Linked DNA regions of Homo sapiens: region 1 is linked to region 2. A link is an interaction called in ENCODE POLR2A ChIA-PET data of the cell type or tissue named here. Cell type or tissue: MCF 10A. All regions are shown on one strand. Each heading gives the region's core, and the rest is flanking DNA. Links, peaks and the distances in the headings are about the cores only. Region 1 has its middle 51 kb from the start of CPO. Region 2 overlaps KLF7 (KLF transcription factor 7).

Region 1 (11,156 bases), core at 2,803-7,802, 260 kb after region 2:
CCTAAAGCACAGGCAACCAAAGCAAAAATGGACAAATGAGATCACATCAAATTAAATAGTTTCTTCACAGTAATGGAAGCAATCGGCAAAGTGAAGAGACAACCCACAGAATGGGAGAAAATATTTTCAAACTATCCATCTGGCAAGGGATTAATAACCAAAATATATAAGAAGCTCAACTCTATAGGAAAAAAATCTAATAATCCAATTTAAAAATGGGCAAAAGATCTGAATAGATACTTCTCAAAAGACATGCAAATGGCAAAAGTGTATATGAAAAGGTCCTCAACATCACTGATCATCAGAGAAATGCAAATCAAAACTACAATGAGATATCATCTCACCCCAATTAAAGTGGCTTTTATCCAAAGACAAGCAATGACAAATGCTGGTGATGATGTGGAGAAAAAGGAACCCTCATATACAGTTGGTGAGAATGAAAATTAGTATAGCCACTATGGAGAACAGTATGAAAGTTCCTCAAAAAACCAAAGATAGAACTAACATGTGATCCAGCAATTCCACTATTGGATATTTATCCAAAAGAAGTGAAATCAAAAAAGACATCTGCACTCCCATGTTTATTGCAGCACTATTCCCAATAGCCAAGATTTGGAAGTAACTTAGGTGTCCATCAACAGATGAACAGATAAAGAAAATGTGGTACATATACACAATGGAGAACTATTCAGCCATATAAAAGAATGAGATCCTGTCATTTGCAACAACATGGATGGAACTGGAGGACATTGTGTTAAATGAAATAAACCAGGCACAGAAAGACAAATATCACATGTTCTCACTCATTTGTAGTATCTAAAAATTAAAACAATTGAACTCATGGAGATAGAGAATAGAATGATGGTTACCAGAGGCTGGGAAGGGTAGTGGGGTATAGGGAGGATGGAGATGGTTAAGAAGTATAAAAATATAGTCAGCCAGAATAAATAAGATCTAGTATTTGATAGCACAACAGGGTGACTACAGTCAACAATATCATACATTTTAAAACAACTAAAAGAGTATAATTAGAATGTTTGTAACACAAGAAATGATCAGTGCTTGAGGTGATGGATACCTCATTTACCCTGATGTGACTTTTAAGTACTGCAAGCCTGTATCAAAACATTTCATGTACCCCATAAATGTATACACCTACTGTGTACCCATTAATTTTTTAATTATTAAAAAAAAAAAGAAAGACAAGTCACAAACTGGGAAAAAGAAAAAATCTTATGAGGCACAATATATGTGAAAAAAGAACTCATATTCACAAATACAAAATACTCTTTACAAATAAACAAGATAAAGACCAATGACCCGATTACAAATGAACAAAAGACTTAAACAAAAATAAATTTATGTAAAGCCAATAAGAACACAAAAAAGGTGCTTAACATGATTGTCATGGAAATGCAAATTAAAGGCACAAAGTAACATGGTTTTGCAATTACTTAGAATGTGTAAAATTTTAAAAGTTTGATAATATAAGGCAAGGATATGGAACACCTGGACCCCTCATATATTGTTGATGGAATGTAAAATTCTATAAAAACTTCAAAAAAACTGTTTCCGGTCTCTTATAAAATTAAACATACATCTACCCTATGTCTCAATAATTCCAGTCCTAGGTAAGAAATGAAAGTATATATCCAAAAAAAAAAAAACATGTGCAATGATGTTCCTAGAAGCTTTGATCATATTAGCCAAAAACTGGAGACAATCCACGTATCTGTCAACAGAAGAACATATAAACAAATTGTGTTATATCCATTCATTGGAATAGTCCTCAGCAATTAAAAAAAATGAACAAAATAAAAAGGTCCCCAAAACATGTCAAACAAGAAAAGCCACACACAAAATAATCATGGTGTTTGATTCCATGTAAATGAAATTTGAGAAGAATAAAATAGATCTGTGGTGATATAAATCAGAAAATAATTGCCTCTAATAGTTAATAATGGAGCATGATGAAATTTCTGTTGCAGTTGGATTGTTCTCAAGTATTTTTACTTGCAGGGTTTTAGAAAGGGTTTCGAACAGATACAGGGGGAAAGAAACCCCACAAGGTTACCAAGGTTAAATTTATCATTTTTTAAGATGAGATAGATAGCAATTTCCTCACACGGTTGTATCTTCAAGGTCATCACACATCTGCCAAATTTAGTATTGTAAAAATCAGGAATTACTTTTTCCTAAAGAGTTAGCAACTTAGTAGAAAGGATTCAAGGTTTTATTTATTTTGAAGACTAGTGTTAAAGAGTGTCCTTTTATTGTTTTCCCTTTGTTTTGTTTTTATCTCAGGATGCAAAGAGCTTGTTTTTGTTTTCTGGGTTTTTTTTTTTCACTGTGATACATGAATATGTTAGTCATTTGGTACTAAGACAAGGTATTCCCTTTGCTTTCTCAAAATAAAAGACTCTATTCCAACACCAGAGATTCTTAGGAACATCAAGGTTATTGTTGTCATTGTATTTTGCTGTTATACCATATGCCTTACTCTTAATAAGTAAAAGTCCTTCCTATGGTCGCTAGGAGATCAGGAAGGAACATAATAAATCTTATTTTAATTGTATTAGTCTTCTCACAGGCTTCCTTTTGTGGTTTTCTGCCAGAAGCAGTAAGTACTGTTGCCCCCAAAGAAGCATTGGAAGATGTGTAGGAGCATTTTTTTTGTTGTCATAGTGACAGAGTAGCACTACTAGAATTTTATAGTTGGAGACCAGAGACACTACATATCCTATAATGTATGGGATAGTCCTGAATAATGAAGGACTGTACCAACCAAATGCCAGTAGCACTCTGCCTTAATCCATCAGGATAGCCATAACAAAATACCATAGACTGGGTGGCATAAAAAATGGTAATTTATTTTCTCACAGTTCTGGAGCCTTAAAGTCCAAGGTCAAGGTTCTGGCACAATTCAGTTTCAGGTGAGGACTCTTTTCCTGGCTTGCTAATGGCATCCTTCTCACTATATTTTCACGTGGTAGAGAGAGAGATAGATCTCTAGTGTCTCTTCTTGTAAAGACATTAATCCTGTCAGATTAGGGCCCCAGCCTTTTGACCACATTTAACCTTGTTCTAAAATATTGTCACATTGAGGGTTAGGGCTTCAATATACGAATGTTAGGGGCAACACAGTTCAGGCCATAGGACATCCCTATTGAGAACAGTAGAGGTTAGTCTGTTCCAGTTTAGGATTATACCAAAAGATTAAAACTAACATTAGTCAACTGATATGGTTTGGCTTGGTGTCCCCGCCCAAATCTCATCTTAAATTGTAATCCCCATGTGTCCAGGGAGGGACTTGGTGGGAGGTGATTGTGTCATGGGGATGGCTTCTCCCATGCTGTTCTTGTGATAGTGAGTCAGTTCTCATGAGATCTGATGCTTTTGTGTGTTTGATAGTTCCTCCTTCACACTCATGCTGTCTCTTGCCTGCTGCCAGGTAAAACGTGCCTGCTTCCCTTCTGCCATGATTGTAAGTTTCCTGAGGCCTCCCCAGCCATGTGGAACTGTGAGTCAATTAAATCTCTTTTCTTTATAAATTACCCAGTCTCAGGCAGTTCTTTATAGCAGTGTGAGAACAGACTAATACATCGACCATTGTGGAAAGAAGATTGGCAATTTCTCCAAGAACTCAAAGCAGAATTATCATTTGACCTAGGAATCCTATTATTGGGTGCATACCCAAAGGAATAAAAATTGTTCTACCATAAAGACACATACACATGTATAGCACACATGTATAGCAACACTATTCACAATAGCAAATACATGGAATTAACCTAACTGCCCATTATGGTAAACTGGATAAAGAAAATGTGGTATATATACACCATGGAATACTACAAAACCATAAAAAAGAACAAAGTCACGTCCTTTGCAACAACATGGATGGAGCTGGAGCCTATTACCCAAGTGAACTAACGCAGGAACAGAAAATCAAATACCACATGTTCTCACTCACAAGTGGAAGCTAAACATTGAGTACACATGGACCCAAAGGACAGACACTGCGGCCTTCTTGAGAGTGGAGGGAAGGAGGAAAGTTAGTATCGAAAAACTACCTATCAGGGCCAGGCATGGTGGCTCAAACCTGTAATCTTGGCACTTTGGGAGGCTGAGGCGGGTGGATGTCTTGCGGTCAGGAGTTCGAGACAAGCTTGGTCAACATGGTGAAACCTTGTCTCTACTAAAAATACAAAAATTAGCTGGGTGTGATGGCATGCACCTGCAGTCCCAGCTACTTGGGAGTCTGAGGTGGGAGGTTGGCTTAAGCCTGTGAGGCAGAGATTGCAGTGAGCTGAGATCATGCCACTGCACTCCAGCCTGGGTGACAGAATGAGACCCTATCTCAAACAACAACAACAACAACAACAACAACAACAAACTACCTATCATGTACTATGCTTATTTCCTGGATGACAAAATAATCTGTATACTTAATCCCCATGACAGGCAATTTACCTATCTAACAAACCTGCACATGTACTCCTGAACCTAAAAGTTTAAAAAAATAGCAAAAGCTAATATTACTTCCTTAGGAAAAATGAAAATAATGCCTTTGTGATAAATCTAAACTTCTGATCATGGCATTCAAGACCTTTTAAATCCCATCACCAGACTATTTTTCCAGTCTTACTTCTAACCAGTTCCCCAAATTACTCACTATTTCCCTAACTCCATTCTCACTTTCAGGACCTTTTGCCTTCACCCATGTTATTCCCTCACCCTGGAAGGCACTTCTCTTTTCAGTCTGCCTAAGAATATCTACTCATACTTAGAAGGCATACTTTCCAGGACTCCCTCTTTGCAATTTTTTTCTCACCACCAACACCACTATCAGAATCAATTCATTTCTTCTTTGGATTGTGTTGAAATTACTTACAGCCTGTCTACTCTGACAGTTTCATCTTCATATCTCTAGCATCTAACAATCCAAGGTATATGCTCAACAAATATTTCTTGAGTTGCATTAAAATTTAATTAATGTCCATTTTGACATCATTTATTTTTATTTTTTATGTTTTTAAGACAAAATCCCTGTCACCCATGCTGAAGTGCAGTGGCACAATCATGGCTCACTGTAGCCTCAATCACTCAGGCTCAAGGGGTCCTCCCATCTCAGCCTCCTGAGTGCCTGGGACTACAGGTGCATGCCACCATGTCCAGCTAATTGTTTTTTAATTTGTAATTGTTTTGTAGAGATGGGGTCTCACTGTGTTGCCCAGGTTGGGGCTTCCTGTTATAGAAAATTATGATTTAGCACCAACATCACCCCATTTCTTCCTTCCCTATTCTCCTGATATTACTATATCAAAACTTTCATAAAGTAATTGTTCATTGTTTACTTTATAATAACTATACATGTTTAGTAATGGATAATTATATTTTATTTCATGTTTTTTATTTTATCATTTTTACTATAAAATATTATCTCTAATTCATAGTTGGTTCTTGTCTTTGACAAGCATATCATGTTCCTCAAACATCCCCATCACCAACATTTCAACAATGCTGGTAAAACCTCTCTAATACAAATTTTGACTTCTAAATCTACAATGATCATTTTTTGGAGGATGAAATTTTTAACATCCCATATATCTGTATGTGAAACGAAGAGGCTAAATTTATTGCTTCCTAAGTAATGGAGAGCTACTCTTATAAATCTGTCTCTCTGAACAGACCAAGACTTGCTATCTTAAAGGGTTTTAGGAACAGGGAGCTCAGGGGTTGGCAGATTTTCTGAAGCAAGAGTGTTTAGGGATTGGCTGACTTTCAGCTGTGTGGTTTAAGGATGAGCTGACTTTCAGAAGCAGTTCCTGGAGTGATACTGTAGTTGATTGGCTGACCTTCAAGAGCATGACACTATCAACAATCAATTAGGATGGGGTTACTACTTGTTCTGTGGTTAGTTGTTTACTACTTTGGACTAGGGCAAAGGGCAGTCTTTTGATCCTCCTTTTCAAATTAGGAGGCAACACCTTTTCAGTTAGGGCATACATCAGAATCAGCTAGTGTCTTTTAAAACATGGACTGCTGGGCATCACCCCAAACTTTATTATTCAGTAGGTCTTGAGTTTCACCTAAGAATGTTCATATCTAACCAGTTTCCAGTGATGCAGGTGCTGCTGGTGTGGGAACCACACTTTGAGAACCTCTGAGTTAGAGAATAGAAATGTCACAAGGGTAAACGGTAATAGAGTTGCCCAGGCTTAAAGAGCCCTTTGGTGGTGGTAATCTATAAGATGAACTGGGCTATAGTTGGATAGAGGAATGCAAACAGTCATTACACAAGGACAAAGGCTAACCATGGAATTTTTTTCAGGGGCTCATGGATGGCAGGGCTTCGGAACTATTGGTGTGGAATATCTGCTAGAAAGCCATAAAACATTTTGCTCACCTCCTTCTGAAAAATGCATGCATGCCTTTCATTTCTAAATTCTCAGCTAGACAAAAGAGGTCGCTTTCCCTTATGTTTTTCTTTTTTGTAAACATATAATACATAAATGAAATAGGATTTTAATCTCTCCTTCCTTATCAATGTTGCATACATAAATTTTACCATTGCTAATTAGCACATCCATTCAAGGTGGTACATCCTTTATACATCTGAGCAAGCAATTTAATGCCTTAAGAAAAGGAAAATCCCCGGGGGAGAAAATGTGCAGCATCAGTTCCTAACACATGAAAGATGCATGTTGAAAAATCAAGGTCCGTGCCCAAATGTGCAATATAATTTTTGTCTTAAATCCATTCCAGCACAAGAAATATGGTTTCAACTAGATTAAAGATTTTTCTTCTCTTAAGAAATGTGATAGTTGCCAACTAGTGATGGAGTTTCCAGAATTCTTCTCCCAATGCTTAACAGATGAATTTATTGGATGGAAAAGTAAGAGCAAATCTGAGCTTCTCTGGAAGTATGCCCAAACTCAGCAACAGTGATATCAATAAGTGTCACGTGGAGGCATGTATAAAATATAGGAAAAGAGGGAAGTAAACACAAAACTACTGAAAAGGCAGCAAAGTCGAGCATATCTAACCTTGATGGAGCATTGGAGTCAGGGTGTGAGCCTTACCAATCCATCAGCATTGCTCGGTGGCTCATCAGGCTAACCATAAGGAATGAAGGTGTCCTCACTGAAGTAATGAATGCTCAGGAACACAGCATGGCAGCCTTCCAGTTCTCTACAAAGATTATGACAGCTCCAGCCCTCCCCAGTATAGATCTTCCCTACAAAGTGTTACAGACTACCCATTTTCGGAAGCACCAATAACTTCCAAGAGAAGTTCCCCAAAAGTCCAAGACTGTACATATCTTCATTTTGAAATGATAGCATCTTTCTTAATGGTGGGAGAATGCAAGGAATTGAGCACAGAAATTCATTCTTCTCCATGTTTGTAATACCAAGCCACTGATAGTTGGTGGCTTTTCCAAAGTTCTCTATGCTAATTCCTGCCTGTCTAACAGAGCAAATCACTTATCAAGGGTGCAGACTTTCAGCCAGAATAGTATTCATTTTAACAGTATTTTATTTTCAGGGTTTTTTTTCCCACGGTGAGTGAGGAAACACTAGGTAGGATGTATTCTTTTAAGTTTCTCCAATAAGTCCCATGGACAATTCCAGAAGGCTCATGATGGCACAGACTTTCTGTGCACATACAACTTATGTACTTCCTTCTCACTGAGGGATATGCTAGACCGGTGTGACTCTGTTGATTCAACATGCATGCCTGTGCACCCACCCTGTGATGGACACTGTCCCTCTACTGAGCTTCCTATGTGGGTCGAGTCTTCAGTCACCTACAAGTGTGGTCTCCTGATTTCCTACTGGCTTCTTAAACTTGACATTACACAATTTGAAGTCCATTCCTTTGGTTCAAAACCAGTAGGGCTTTGTTCCTTGTGAAAAATACAAACCATCTTGAACAAGTAACACGGTCATTTACTCTTTTCTGCCATTTAACCCAGGAATGTGAATGCTTTCCAAGAAATAGACTTTGGTTGGGGGAGGATAGAAAGCCCAAGATCGAAAGGGTGGGGAGAAAAGCAGGCAGCATCAAACATGGGAACACTTAAGCTTCATTTCACTTCTATCCTACCTCAGCCCTGGTGCTCCATTTTCTGTGCATGTTCCAAACATCTAGCTTTGCATCTCAAAATGTGGTCCCTTAGCAAATGCTATCAAAATCACCTGGGAGCACTGGTCTAGACAGACAGGATGCAAAATATAACAGACAAGTTGAAAATCTACAAGGGATTAACTCTCACCACTACCACCCCATAAAACATAGCACCTTATTGGTACCTATATTAAATATTTGTAGTCGAATGCCTATGTGCCAGTCACTGTGCCAGGTACAGTGGAATAAAACACACATGTAACCCCCTCAGAGTTTACATTTTACTTATGGAGACAGATGTGGAAAGAAGTCATTTCATTATTCTGTAATGAGTGCAATAAAAAACAAGAATATGCCTCTATAGCAGGACATAGTTGGGGCACCTAACCTAGTTGAGGGAGGGCTGTGAGGGAAGACAAGTAGGAATGAGGCAGGAGGAAGGAGTTTAAGGTTGAAAGTGGGAATATTATTTGCGGCAGAGGCAATAACACATATGAAGTTCTGGAGTGAGAGCAGGCCATGCCTCAACCCATGTGGAATGTAGCTACTGTAGGCACAGACAGATGTTTAGAACCTGATGACCATAATGAACCCACTTTTCAAAAAATATGCTTACCTTATAATTTTGAGGTCTCCAAGGAGAAATTGAAAGCTATTTTCTTAGGTTGGAGGGAAGATTGTTACCCTTCTGTTCTCTAACCCACACTACTTTCCAGTCTACTTGAACATCTAAAAGGTCTTTCGCTTTTCTAATGCAAGCTAATCTGTATTTCCAGAAAACTGTAATAAAAACCCAGCTGACCTCTGCCAGCCTGGCTCCAATCATGGACTGCACCTTCCTCCTATATTTCCTCTTCTTTCTGGCAGTGAGTATCTTCCCCAAAGATGAAGCAGAACCTTATTAGGTAAAAGTAATCTATAAAACAAAATTTCTCCTTGTATTAGTCAGAGTCCAGTTAGGAGGCAACAATCTAACTGTTTATTTCAAAAGAGGGAATTTAATATTAATTAAATATTAAATCTGTAGAAGCCATTGGTAATGGAGGGGAGATGACCACATTCACTAGCCAAAGCATCTGGACCCCAGCTCCCACCCAAACAAGTCTCCCCACTCTGCTCATGGTTTGAGCTAAAGGGAATCTTATTATTATCATTATTATTATTATTTGAAGACAGAGTCTCTCACTCTGTTGCCCAGGCTGGAGTGCAGTGGCACAATCTCAGCTCACTGCAACCTCTGCCTCCCAGGTTCTAGGGATTCTCGTGCCTTAGCCTCCCAAGAGTAGCTGGGATACAGGCATGCGCTACCACGCCCAGCTAATTTTTTCCAATCTTTAGTTGAGACGGGGTTTCACCACGTTGGCCAGGCTGGTCTCGAACTCCTGACCTCAAGTGATCCGCCTGCCTCGGCCTCCCAAAGTGCTGGGATTGCAAACATCAGCCACCATGTCCAGCCTAAAGGGAATCTTAGAGGTTTCATTTAATGGTTTAATTTTAAATTTGAGAAACTCAAAGTTGCAAAACATAAAATGATTTTCTCAAGGCACAAGGTTAGCTAATAAGATGTTTAAGTAAGCCAGATAGACACAAACTAAGGGAGAGTCCATGGCAGGCAGGAGGGGATGCATGGGATGCTGGGAGAGAAAATAGAAGGACCAGGGAAAGAATAGCTTAAAGAATAGAGTAGGACTGTATTTGAGCAGTGATGAAAGAGCTCAATTTTCTTCAACAGCCGTACCGTGCCTCTTCATAATTCTTCTCTTCTTGAGTTGTAGAATTACAACTCAATTCACTAAATAAAAATCTTTCAGTGTGTATTGAAACAGTAATACTGACTGAGAATCCACTATGTTCGGTAGCACCTAACACAAAGCAAGAGAGACGGGCTGGCCTCCTCTATCGGGAATGAGATAGGGTCATTGTGGCGGCTCCTCCGCTATCTAGAGATGTGGTCTCACCTTGGGCAAGTCATCTTGCCTCCCTGTGCCTGTTTTCCCCTCTATAGCATGTAGCTAACTCTGTGAGCCCCATTCCTCTCACAGAATTGCCACTAGAATCGCGTTAAGCATGATATGGCTTTTAACTCTTCTATCTCTTAGGATTGATGTGAGAATACCTAAGGAGAAAAAAATGAGTTATGAAAATATAGATAATTGTTGTTTTATATATATTTAATTTTAATAATCAGGAAATAAAAGGAAATAGCATGGTCTTATTGGAGTTTGAGATGGTAATCACTCCCCCTCTTTTCTCTGAGCCCCAAACTAGCTAATAGATACAGGGGTTTTAAAAAAATCTGTATAGTGCTACCAAAACCATATTGAAGAACCTTGGACTTGAGGCCAATATAGGCATCCTAATGCTTTTTCTTCATTTGCCTCCGCCACACACACACAAGGACATCGGACATGCAGAGCCGATTCTCACTCCACTTGCTGCATAGAGGACCTGGGGCTTCCTCCTTCCTTTTGAGTGCAGAGACAAAGTGAATGATGCCACAAGTACATGCAGCCTTTTAAGCATTGACCCCCTGACCCAACAGCAGACCACTGAATGCCTGATCCTCACCATCACACCAAACAGATAAATGCCACTCTTCTTTTGTGGAAAGTGGTCAGAAAAAGGAAAAGCACTTTTTCCTCTCACTTCAGACAGGTTGGAATTTCTATTTCGTTGGCCAAGAAGAACAAGAAGTAAGAGAGAGAAGATCTCCCTCCCACCCTACAAGGATGTCTTGCCAGTGACTCTAGTCACAAGAAGGATATGGCTGCAGGCTGGCAGGGTGCTGCTTTTAACTGTGCCCACTGTGGCTGCCTGGACAAGACACCAGAATGAACAGTGGAGTAGAGGCAATGGAAATAATGCTGGTGCTTGCCTGAGCCTGGACTGCCCAAGAAAAGTTAGGGTGTGAAAGTCAAGAGGGAAAAGACCCGTTGATCAAACAGTAGATGTCTAGAGACTCCGTCATTTCCTATATGGTTAACTCGAAGTTAGGGTTTGGAAATAAAGTCTTCTTTAAAAAACTT
Region 2 (11,156 bases), core at 1,992-6,991:
ACTGAACTGGCTTGAAGATGTGTTTTATTTGGCCGGCATGCATATTTCAATTCCCTTTAATTTGAATGCTTTTAGACAGATCGTGCACTCTTCAATTAACCCTGTCCCCACTATTTCCACCTCGCTTAATTTCTGATCTCTGGCCCAGTGAGCATGCATTTGGGCTTGTGACTAGCATCTCTCTAAGGCACCTTCCGCTCCAAAATGTTCTGATTTGGGGACAAGCTTTATTTATCAATCACAGTCTCAAACTGGCTTGCTTTCTGCTCTCACCCAGAACCATTTTCATTTCCTTTTAGATTTCTCTGCCTTGTTGAGTGTCTTTGTTTGGGATTCTATTTTATAAAGCAATTTCCAAATCGCATCTCACTTTTTCCTAGTCATTCAGGTTCTGTTGTAGATCATCGAAATCTGGGATGGAAAAGACCATCTGGTTCACCCCTCCCCCTGCCTGGGCTTAGCAGTTGCTCTAGAGCATGTTCATTCCTTATTGGTATTTGTAACATTTTCCAATTTGGAAACTGACTGATTTTCCTGAGCATGCAGCCTCTTGGTCTAAGTGGGAGTAAAATGAGACAATACCAAACAATTTTTTTTTCCCATCAGACATCCCTCATTAACAAAAAAGCCTGCTATTGTCACAGTTTCTTTTGCCACTCCCAGAGACCCAGCTGGTCAGTTGTAGTAAAAACTCCGTGTGTGTGTGTGTGTGTGTGTGTGTGTGTGTGTGTGTAAGAAAAACATGTAACCAGTTCTTAGTTTTCTTAGTCTGACATAGAAGCATGTTGTAGAGAATTCCATTAACCGCTGTAACTGCTTATTTTTTTGTGGAAGTGGATTTTATATGACTTGTTTCACTGAGGAAGTGATGCTTTTTGTGTGAAAAAGTCCAGGGTATTATAATAAAGTACTTTCCTGAGAATCAAGTAATGTGTTTTCTTCCTACCCTTGGCACTCAAATACTGCCAGCAAGGCACTTGGCCTTCCTTTTCTAATGCTTTTAGGATGCTATTCTACATTAGGGGTGTTTTTAAAAAGTGTTTTCTTTTATATTGGCTTTCTTACATTACTAAGGATATCATTTAGGTTGACCAGATGGTGATTTTTAGGGTCATTCTTTTCCTGATTAAAAAAAGCCATTTAAAAAAATTACTTGCTGCTGGGTGTTCCTCCATTTTTCCAATCTCCGATTACTTTTTTTTCTTTTTAAAAAATTTTGAGTGCCAAATAAAGGCCCAAGATTATTACTATTTTGTGTGTGTGTGTGTGTGTGTGTGTGTGTAAAATTTTTCAAAACCAATGACTATTTGACTGTGTGAATTAGCTACTATTAAAATATTTCTGAAAAATATTTCTAAAAAGGAAGAGAGAGAAAAAGAAAGGGAAAGGCAGACATTATGTGGTCATAGAATGTCCTTGCACAGTTTTCCCTGCAAAAGAGAACCAGAATGCAAACCAGTTGTCCTCCTACCCAAGATGCGCCTGCCTTTTTCCTCCAGCTTTTGCACCCAGGAGCTCTTTTTTATGCCCCATATTTATAGAGACTAGGACTTCACAAATACCAGAACTTGAGGAGTATTAGACATCTCTTTCCGATCCCTCCCCCCTGCCCTCCTCAATTTGCGGATAACTGGCCTGAGCTTCAGAGATCATTATTTAAGCCCAAGCCAGTATTGGACCCTCAAGAATTGTGAGCCTCCTTGCAATATTTTAAACATATTCACATGTTAACACAAGGCATGGTGCAACATGGCTGAGGGAACTGCTTCTCGAAGGGTGGGCTGAGTTCCACAGGGCTTCATAAGCGCAGTGTTGATAACACAGAATTACCTCGGGAGGCAGTTTTATTCCCATTGCTGTTTTCTTTCAGTCCTTTTAACTCAAGGAGACAGTCAGCTTTGAGGTGCCATGTCTTTAACGCCTCTCTAAGGCTTGGTAAACTCTCCTCACCCCTCCTTTTCACCCTCCCTCCCTCCCTTCCTTTCTTCCTTTTTTTTTTTTTTTTTTTAATAAAGAGAACAGGTCTTACACTCAGAGCTTTTGACAGGCAAACCTCCAGTTGAAAGTTTGTAATATTGTTTTGATTTTGTTGTTTTTAATTTTATGATTATCTTCTATTAATGAACATTTGCAGGAAAAGAATTTAAAACACATGCAGCCTTAATATATAATGCCTTAGTGAGGCAAGTAAAAATGAAAACAATAGGGGAATGATTGTACAGATGGAATGCTGATTTGGTAAAAATCCGTGAAGGTGAAATGAAATTGAAGTTTGAAAAATACCGGTGTCGTGGAAAATTCAAGGGATTTGGCATCAGAAAACCTGGAATTTAGTCCTGACTTTATCAGTATAAAACAAAGCAAATTATTAAATTATATTTCCCATATGAAGTGCAGGGCTTATGATAGTAGGATTGCTCTAATCAAATGCTATATGGATGTGAGAGTGCTTTGTAAACTGTTACATGCTGTACGGTGTAATTGTTTTCTATTCTGCAGTGGGGGAGGCTTTTGTTTCAAGCCTTAAACTATCGCTTCTTGTTGGCTTTCTTCCTCTTTATGATTTCTATTCAGTTTTCCGAGCAGGAACTTAGTGACTTTTTATTTGTTCCAGTGGGGCTGTTACTTGAACCTTAATTGTGGTACTTTGAAAAATTTCCTACTGGTTGTCTAAATGGGGACGTAAAACTTTGTAATTTATTTCGTGTGTATTCATGTGTGTTTGCTTTAAGCTAAATTTTGCAAAGTAAACTTAGTCTGTGGAATACAGTATTGTATAACTATTGGATAGATATAATATGCTTCTCTTTAGTTTTTAAAATACATTCTTAACAATTGTATTTTACCACATTCATGAAACAATCATGTGCATTTGTATATGTCTGTATGTGTGTGTGGTTGTGGGGGAGGGTGGTAGTGGTATTCAGGGATGAAGGAAGTCTGGGTTTTGGGTAAAACTGAGAATTCTGGGGACTATTTGCTTCTGAAAGTAGACATCTGTGTGGCTACAGTGACTCATTAACAATACACTGTCACATGTTGTTAGATAATAAGAAGACGGGGACTTACCTGGATAGGAAGTCCTGGACTTACCTATATGTCTACGTCCATGGAAGCCTCCTAGTTTATGGCACACTGGGGTCAGAATGACAGAGCAGTATGTTGCTCTTGGAGATGCAGACTCTTGTCCTAGCCCAGGATAAAGTTGGTAGAAGGTTACTGCAGCTTGGAAGGAAGGTTGAACTCAGACCCGAGGACCACATTGACTGTGTTGGCCAAGCCCCTGTGAACTCTTCAAATGAATATGTTGAGATTTACATCCTGCTTAAGACAGGTGCCATACTGACAAGGATTGGGGAGCCCAGGTGTCAGGTACAAAGCTGCACTCTCATACTGCCTTACCTAGAGTACTGGTTGAAATGAAGGCATATCTGCAGCTCTGTCTGTGAGAGGCTCTCCCGATGTCTTCCTGTTGCCAAAACTGTGGCAGGAGTGCCTTATCAACAGTGGACAGCACCACCGCTGAGCAGAGTGTGAGCACAGGAGTCAGCCGGGATGGATCATCAGAGATTTCTTGGACTACTAACAGTGCTGCCAGTAGAGCAGATATGGGCAAGCCTGGGATATGGGCCCAGGAGGCCCCTTTCTCTATGTTAGTCTGGCACCCCTGCTGAACCTCAGCAGTGATAAGTGCTAGAAAAATGTATGGCTAGTCTAGAAGACAAAGGCAGAGCCTCCTGGAGAGAGAGTGACAGCGCTGAGTGGGGGTGTTGCTTTTAACAGATTTTTAATTTTTTCTCCTCAGAAAATTATTGAAGATCATCTCCAAAAAGAAAACACACCAGTTTCTTATTATTGACTATGAAATCAACATGACTGGGTGGGACTGGGGAAAAGACAGATTTATCAGTCCCTAAGAGCTGATGGAAACTGCATCCTTTAGGTGGAACACAGAGTTGGCTGTAAGGAGACATTCCTTTGTTTTTGTTGTCTTGAACAAAAGGAAGGACAGTAGATGACACAGGTAATGACTGGGTATATCATATATTAAGGGCACCAAGAATTTAGAGAATGGGGAATCAGGTGAGGGTGGAGGGGTGATAGGAGATCCCTGCCCCCAAAGCAGATGTTGGCAAAGGAAAAGTCAGAGAGCAGGAGTCATAAAGATGGCCCCGGGGAGTCAGCCTGGTAATGTCAGTGAGTGAGGAAGGCACAGTATAAGGCACTAGAGAGTGGTGGGAACTGTGGTGACATAGAAAGTATAGACCCTATCTGAAGGGGCAGTTGCCATTCATCTCCAGCCAAATACTGCTCAAGAGAGTTGCAGAACCTGTCGCCAGATCTTTTGGTTTTTCAAGAGAAGCTAGAAATCTGAATTTTTATTTGAAGTCCCCTGATTTTAAAAAAATATGGGCAAAATGAAAGTAGTATATATGTCAAAAAACCATTGTGGGCTGGATCTGATCACTAGGCTACCAGGATTTTTGCTCATTACTATCTTTTTGGGTTGAGTAGCTTTGTCTTTATACATCCATTCAAAGCAAAAGCTTGCATGTAGAATGACCATGGGAAGCAGTACCGCATGGTGGCTTGGGAGGAGCCTCTCTTGCTGTGCCTGACTGGGTAGACCCTAGGTCAAGTCGAGCGGGTCCCTGAAGCTCACAGCTTCCATTTGCCCTGGCCCCAGACTTCCATGAGTAAGTGAAGGTGAAGAGGGACAGGAATGTCAGCCTCTCAACCAACCTCTGTAGGGATTTGTTGGGACATACCTTTGGCTCAAACTTCCACATGAGAAATTAAATTCTGGGATCAGGAATGTGACAAAACACTTGAGTATGCAGCTGGATTTTTGCCACCAATTTGATTTACAGGGAAGTGTTGCCATAAAATGCTTGAGATCATGAATTGGACAGACTCCCCATCTGGAGAGCCATACCTTTCTCTGTGAAATTAAATATTTATGTACTTTTAAGGTTTAGTTTTGATTTTTAAAAAGCGGGTAGAAGCTTAACTATTAAAAAAAAAATGCTTCAGATCAAGTGGTAACATTCCAAGTTCACTGCAGTTAGCTTTATTGGAAAACATGGTTTTGTCTTTTAAAGAAAATCAAACGCTTCCTAAAACATTTCAAGAACTGGCTGATGTTACAACTTTGGCCAGCAGAACCCATCGAAGCCACCGAGGCGAGGGGCTGGTGTTAGTATCCGGCATATCGTGTTACACAGGAGCTTCGCCAGCTTCTCCCAATGGCGCCATCTCATGTAGCTATCCTAAGACGTATTTTATTTTGAGCCACTTTCTCAGAGGGAATTGGGTGGGTGTGGTCGTAAGAACACCTAGAAAATAGGGGTGAAACCTTTATGGGGCCAGGGGAGCCATGGCAGAGGGTGGAGTGGGGGATAGAAGCCTTCAGACTCCTCCGCCCCAGCCACTCTGCACCTGGGGCCTTTCAGCTGTTAAAATGAAAAGCCAATTATCTTCTGTAAATGAGGGAAAAAAAGAAGGAATAAAAGTGTCTATTATGTATGCTGATATGCATAACACTTCAAATAAAAGGATATATAAGCACTTGACAAATTGAGGGAGAAGGAGGGGAGAGTGCTGGGGGCAAAGAAAGTCAGATTTTTACTTTTTATACCTTTTCTGTTCTGTTTCAATGTTTTTGACCTTCATATATGATCATTGCTTTTAATTTTTTTAAGAGCAATTTAGGTGATGGAATGGTGGACCACTTATGTTATCCTGTGTTTCTGTTTTTTGAAATTTTATTTGTTAACTGAAAAAACAGCAGGCATCTTAAGAGGACCAATAATTTGGACCACTAACCACTGTCTATAATTACAGTACAATTGCTGTTCTTTTAATGGGAGCAACAAATTTGCCACACTTCACCCCTCTCTTAACCTATTTGAGAAGATAGGTATAGGAACCAGACAGAGGTCAAATATCAGCTTTATTATTAATGAAACTGGATTTATACCCAATTGGCAAGTGCAGTCTCAATTTAGCTTCCCCATACTTCCCTGTGCCCAACCCCTTCTAGCCCATGGGCTGACTTATACCATGGGAAAGTATATGTTGCATAGAATAGCAGGTTGCCAGGAATGTCCGTGCCCTACCTGTCCTATCTGGGCATCAGTGGGGCATTCATGTTCTGGCCCCAAGCTGCTTCCCCCATGGAAGAGGGCAGAGTAAAGCCCTCCAGGAAAGAGGCCGGATGAGAGACAAATGGGCCATGCACTGTTTTCTCTTTCTTCCGTTTTTCTGGTTTTTTTTTCTTCTTTTTGTTTTTTCTTCCAATGCTACCACTTTCTCTCTTGAGCAGGAATAAGTAAAAGGAAGAAAGGAAGTCCAGAAGCCTTACTTCCAGGATATCCTGGAAGATACTTACTTGTGGGAGTGGAGATCCCCAAGGGAAACACAGGACAACAGAAAGGGTCCCCTAAGGAGAAGGAAGACTGAGAGAAGGGAATATTCCAGAGGAGGTAAAGGGGAGGATCCCATAAAGCAAGGGAAAGGGGTCTGGTGCAGAAAGCAAGACGGGAAGCAGCAGTGACAGCTTTATATTGGTCTGACTCAGGGGAAGGGGGCAAATCCATATTGTTCCAGGCCTTGGTACTTGAAGAGCATAGGCCAGAAAGTGACTGGGAGTCCTCAGGGGAGGGGAGTGATCTAAGATATGCTTAATTCTAGTGTGTCTTGAATTCCCCCAAAGTAACCTGCAAGAGAAAATGGAGAGAATGTGGGGAATATACATGGTAGCTTCAATGGAAGGAAGGGTGATATGTATGAAGAGATGAGAACAGGAGAATCTCAAAAACACCCTGGCTGCATAGAGGGCTTTGTGCTTTATGTATTCACCTGTCCACTTGCCTGTTGGTCACTTTATATCAGAATGTTATTTACTTGTAGTCCTGCAGTTGACTGGCCCTTGCTGGAGCAGGGTCCATCACCCATCAGCAAGGGATGAAGACATTAGAATGGTCACACTCGTTCATAATAAACCATTGCAACTCTTGAGAAGGAAGTAGAGAATGCTCAATTTCATCGCTATAATTTATTTCTCTTTGGTGATTTTTTGGTTCTCTTTCTTTAGTTCATTCACTTAATTTCTCCACCCTTCTCCTTCCTTTCCTCATTCCTTATCTCTTTCTTCCTTTCCTGGGGTCCTTCTGTGTGCCCCACACTGTGCTAGGTGCTGAGGATGCAGTGGTGAACCTGACATTGCCCATGCTCTTGTGGAACTTAAAGTCTAGAGGTGGACCTGGAAGATAAATAGGCACAGAAGTTTAAATTGTGATTGGGAAATAAGGGAAAGATTAGGGTGCCAGGAAAGAATACTCCTTAGTGACATTCACAGTCACATCTGACATAATGAAGGAATATTTCTACTCATCTTCCCAAAAATATTCTTCTCAAAAACTTTTCCTGAAAGTTTACAGTTACCACTCAAAAGGAATCTAAAATGGAACAGACATTGAGAACACTTACAACTGACACCTGTATTTCATTTATGATTAGTCTCTTTTTGGGTTTGATAACTTCCCATCCATGTATCTACCTGTAATTTTCATCTTGCTAAGCAAAAAAGTTGTCATACTTTATATAGTAGGTATATTGCCAGTGTTGAATAGATGTATTATTGTTTAAAGGTTCATTAAAAGAAACTCTCAACTTCTTTCTTAGTGTATTTGTAGTATTTCTTCCATTGGAAAAAAATGAGTGAAGAATAGGAAAAGTTATTGGGTCTTTCCATGTTACATATTAAATCATGTCAAATAAGAGATTTTGACTGAGCCTGCCAGTAAGGTCTTAATGATACGTTACTGCACAGTATTTCCTAACAAAGTCTGTATACATGTAAGCAGCAGGTAGTTATGGTCATCAGTGGTGGCAATTCGTTTTTACAATATAGATACGAGAGTTCCATTCCTTAAGTTCTGCCCCAGAACGGACTGGTGAGTTGTCACTGTCCCTGTTGACAAATGTGAATAATAACTAAAAATACTTCAGGCTGCATTTGTCTGATTCTGGCTTGGTATGTGGCTAAAGGGGAAAAAAACCTTTCTGGGAAGTGTGATGCTTCTTTAACAGCAAATGGATTGAATTGATGCAAGTCTGATGTGCAACAGGGGGTACTTAACCTTCTATCTAGAATCAAACGCCAGAATTGGAGAAGCTGAAGCCAACCACGACTTCATAAAGATAAGACATTTACTTGATCTGCATGACTGGAGGAAGGATTTGGGGACTAAGATGTGTTTGAAAACTTAGTTGGTTTACTTTTAATGTCAGCAGATTTGCTGCCCTGAAATGACAGATATGGAAGCTGCTTGGGGATAGTGGCAGGATGACCGAAAGACCAGCACAGATCTTCAAAGAAAGGGGAAGACTGAGCCACCCTGTGTTCATTGGGTATCATGGGAGTTGGTGATAGAGGCAGTTGGCTTGGGTCATATGACCTATGAGAGGGAAACAGTGACCCAGCTGGGTGGGAGTCCTAGGCAAATCAGAAGGAACACAAGGATAGGGTTGGTGGTGTCATTTTCATGAAGTAGAGCTATTATTTCGTTCTGGTGAAAAAATGTATAAGTGTTCATTTGGGTACTTGTCGGTAACCCAAGAAAACAGAGTGAAAAATGATTGACAGTGGATGCTTTAAAATTTGTGACTGCAGATGAAGGAGCATCCCATTTGTATGACACATTTAAAACTTCTGCCTTAGGTTAGTCCCTTGACATGACTTTTCACTTGCTGGCATTTTGGAAGTCTATGCCAAATGACAGCTCTCTGCCACCCAGCCTTTGCTCAGTCTAGCTATGCTTTTTTTTTTTTTTCTCCCCCCCGCTGTGACGACTCCTAGACCAGGGCCAGGGTTTTTATGGGAGCCTCTCTACATTGCGTTCATCTGTTGCGCTTACACAAGCAGTTGCCTCCCTTGAGTTAAGACTCTAATGAAGCATGCTTTCCCCTGGAGCCAGCCTGCCCCTCCCCTGGCCTCTCTCTCTCCACCAAGGCAGAGAGCGAAGCCCTCTCTTATGATATTGCAGAGTTAATAATGCTGCTCTATTGGTTTTGTGAGCCTCTCAGTCACAGGGGGAATGTGTGGGGGATGGGCCCCAAGCTAGGAAGTGTGCCTCCTCTAACTCTCTTTCCGGCCCTGAAGCTTTTGTTTTGAATCTGGAAGCTTCAGACCAGGGCTGGATTTCCAAAGGTCAAATGTGCCTGCACATTTTGTCCTTAATGAGTGAGCCTTGCCCTGGAGCCCTCGCTGAAGGCGCCTGCGTTGAATCTGAGTAGTAGCCACAGAAGCAGTAGCTCCATAGCCAAATCCATTTGCCTGACATGCCACCCTTGAGAGAGCCTCCACGAGCCACTGAGGGTTACTGGCCAGGAGAATGTGGTCATAAATGCATGTCTACAGGAATGGGTGAGGTTTCCTTTTTGCTTAGAAAGCCAGAAAAACATCAACAGAGAGAGGCTACAAAGCAGAAAAACATACCCAGACTCCGAACCTTCAGTTCCCTCAACTGACAAAATACTTGAGGGTTTTAAATAGAAACAGTTTAACTTTTTTTTTTTTTTGGTAAATGGAGGGATTTTTTTTTTTCATGTCATTTCTTTTGTTCCTCTTCCTCATTTTCTTCTCCTCCTCCTCCTTTTACTTTAAACTTTACGTGTGAAGATCAACTGATCTCTGAGGAACTGACGTTTCTTTTATTTGATGATGAGAATTTCCTAACTCATTGTTGATCTTTTTGCTTCAGCTACCAGGCAAATCAGAGATGAGTTTAATTCTGTGCTTAATCCAGTGGCATTGTATTTTAGCTAAGATTTTTTTTGATAGTATTTATTTCCATCTTTTTGGGTTTTGTCCTCATTTTGATTTGTTATGTTTTTGTTGTTGTGTTGTTTTCTAAATTGGGAGTATCAGTCTGAAAAAGAAAATGCCTTGAATGATTTCTTTGACATTTAGGTTCAGGAATATCACTGGGCAACATTAATACGGCTACTGGGTTTCACTAATATCTTTTGAGCTCTTTAATCTTTCCCTGAGTTATCACTGAAGATCTAGAGAAACAGCTACTGCCTTTTAGAAGTGCGTTGGCAAAGCTTAACCCAGAGCAAACCACCAATGTAATTGTCAGCCAAAAATAGAAGACATTTTTTAGGCCCGAGGGCATGCATTTCTTGCTCCTCCGTAATGTGTACCCCATTCATCAGAATCCTAGACTGCTCATCCTTTTCCAGACACACAGTGGGGCTTTCACCTCTCTACACCCTTGCTCACACTGTGTGCACTTTTTAGAATGTCATTGTTCCCTTTCTCCACTTGGCAAAAGTTCACTCATTTGCCAAGGTCTGTTTCAAATGTGACTTCTTCACAAGGCCTTCACTGACCTCTGCAGGGAGAGTGAGTGGGTTCCTTCTCTGTGTTGCCATACCACTTCATTCAGCCTAGTGCTTAGTCGCATGTGCTGTGTTATCTTGAATTGCATGTATTTCTATCCCTCTCTTCCTGTGATACCATGAGCACCTTGTAGGCAGATATTGAGCTCTAGAATCGCTTGAAGTCTCCAGCACAATGTCCTATATAAAGTGGAAGCTCAGTAAATAACTGTTGAATTAATTTGAAAGAAGTACAAGATAACAGACCCTGCCCTGAAAGGCCATCAGAGTTCAAACAGGTGTCACCTGTTTATCTTAGCAGAGCTTTTTCTCCCCAGGCATTCATTATCTTATTGGGCAAAATCTACCAATCTCCCAGTCACCTCAGTGAAGAGCATGCAATGAAAAATAATAGTAGCTCCTAATCAAGATTTTTAAAAAATTCATTGAAGAAGTATTTATTGAGCAGCTATTGATTATGCCCAAAAGAAGTTTAAAGCTTGGTGCCAGACCTCAAGGCTCATTGGATTTGTCAGAGCTCTTGCCTCTTCCTGCTTGACATTTCATGGTGCCTTCTCTACAGATTTCTCATTCTTGTGACAAGATTCTTATTGAGAGCAGGGATTCCAGCCGAGTACTGCGGGGCAGGAGGAGCTGAGCAGGGCCGAATGAAAGTGCAGCTCATCATTATTTCCTTCAGCTGGGTCTCTCCTCAAATAAGGGATTTCTTAGGGAAACTGTGGGACGTGAGGCTTAAGGTTCTCCAG

Evidence for each region. ChIA-PET counts read pairs that join two places held together with the same protein. Peaks named below come from ENCODE experiments on the same cell type or tissue, not always from the same donor. Only the 100,000 strongest peaks of a DNase experiment are listed, where the experiment ranks them.
Region 1: POLR2A ChIA-PET joins it to region 2 with 5 read pairs; 2 of 35 experiments call an interaction of 5 or more read pairs at or near these places.

The regions. Positions count from the first base shown.
Region 1 is chr2:206,882,580-206,893,735 of GRCh38, reverse strand. No RefSeq gene overlaps it. Among named protein-coding and RNA genes, the nearest start is that of CPO, 51 kb to the left of the region's middle. In MCF 10A, for the core only: no CTCF peak of the experiment used is centred there; no DNase peak of the experiment used is centred there.
Region 2 is chr2:207,141,850-207,153,005 of GRCh38, reverse strand. All of the region lies in intron 1 of KLF7 (KLF transcription factor 7), which reads left to right. Among named protein-coding and RNA genes, the nearest start is that of KLF7, 19 kb to the left of the region's middle. RefSeq lists enhancers at 3,380-3,881, 10,223-10,724. In MCF 10A, for the core only: no CTCF peak of the experiment used is centred there; a DNase peak (open chromatin) is centred at 4,825.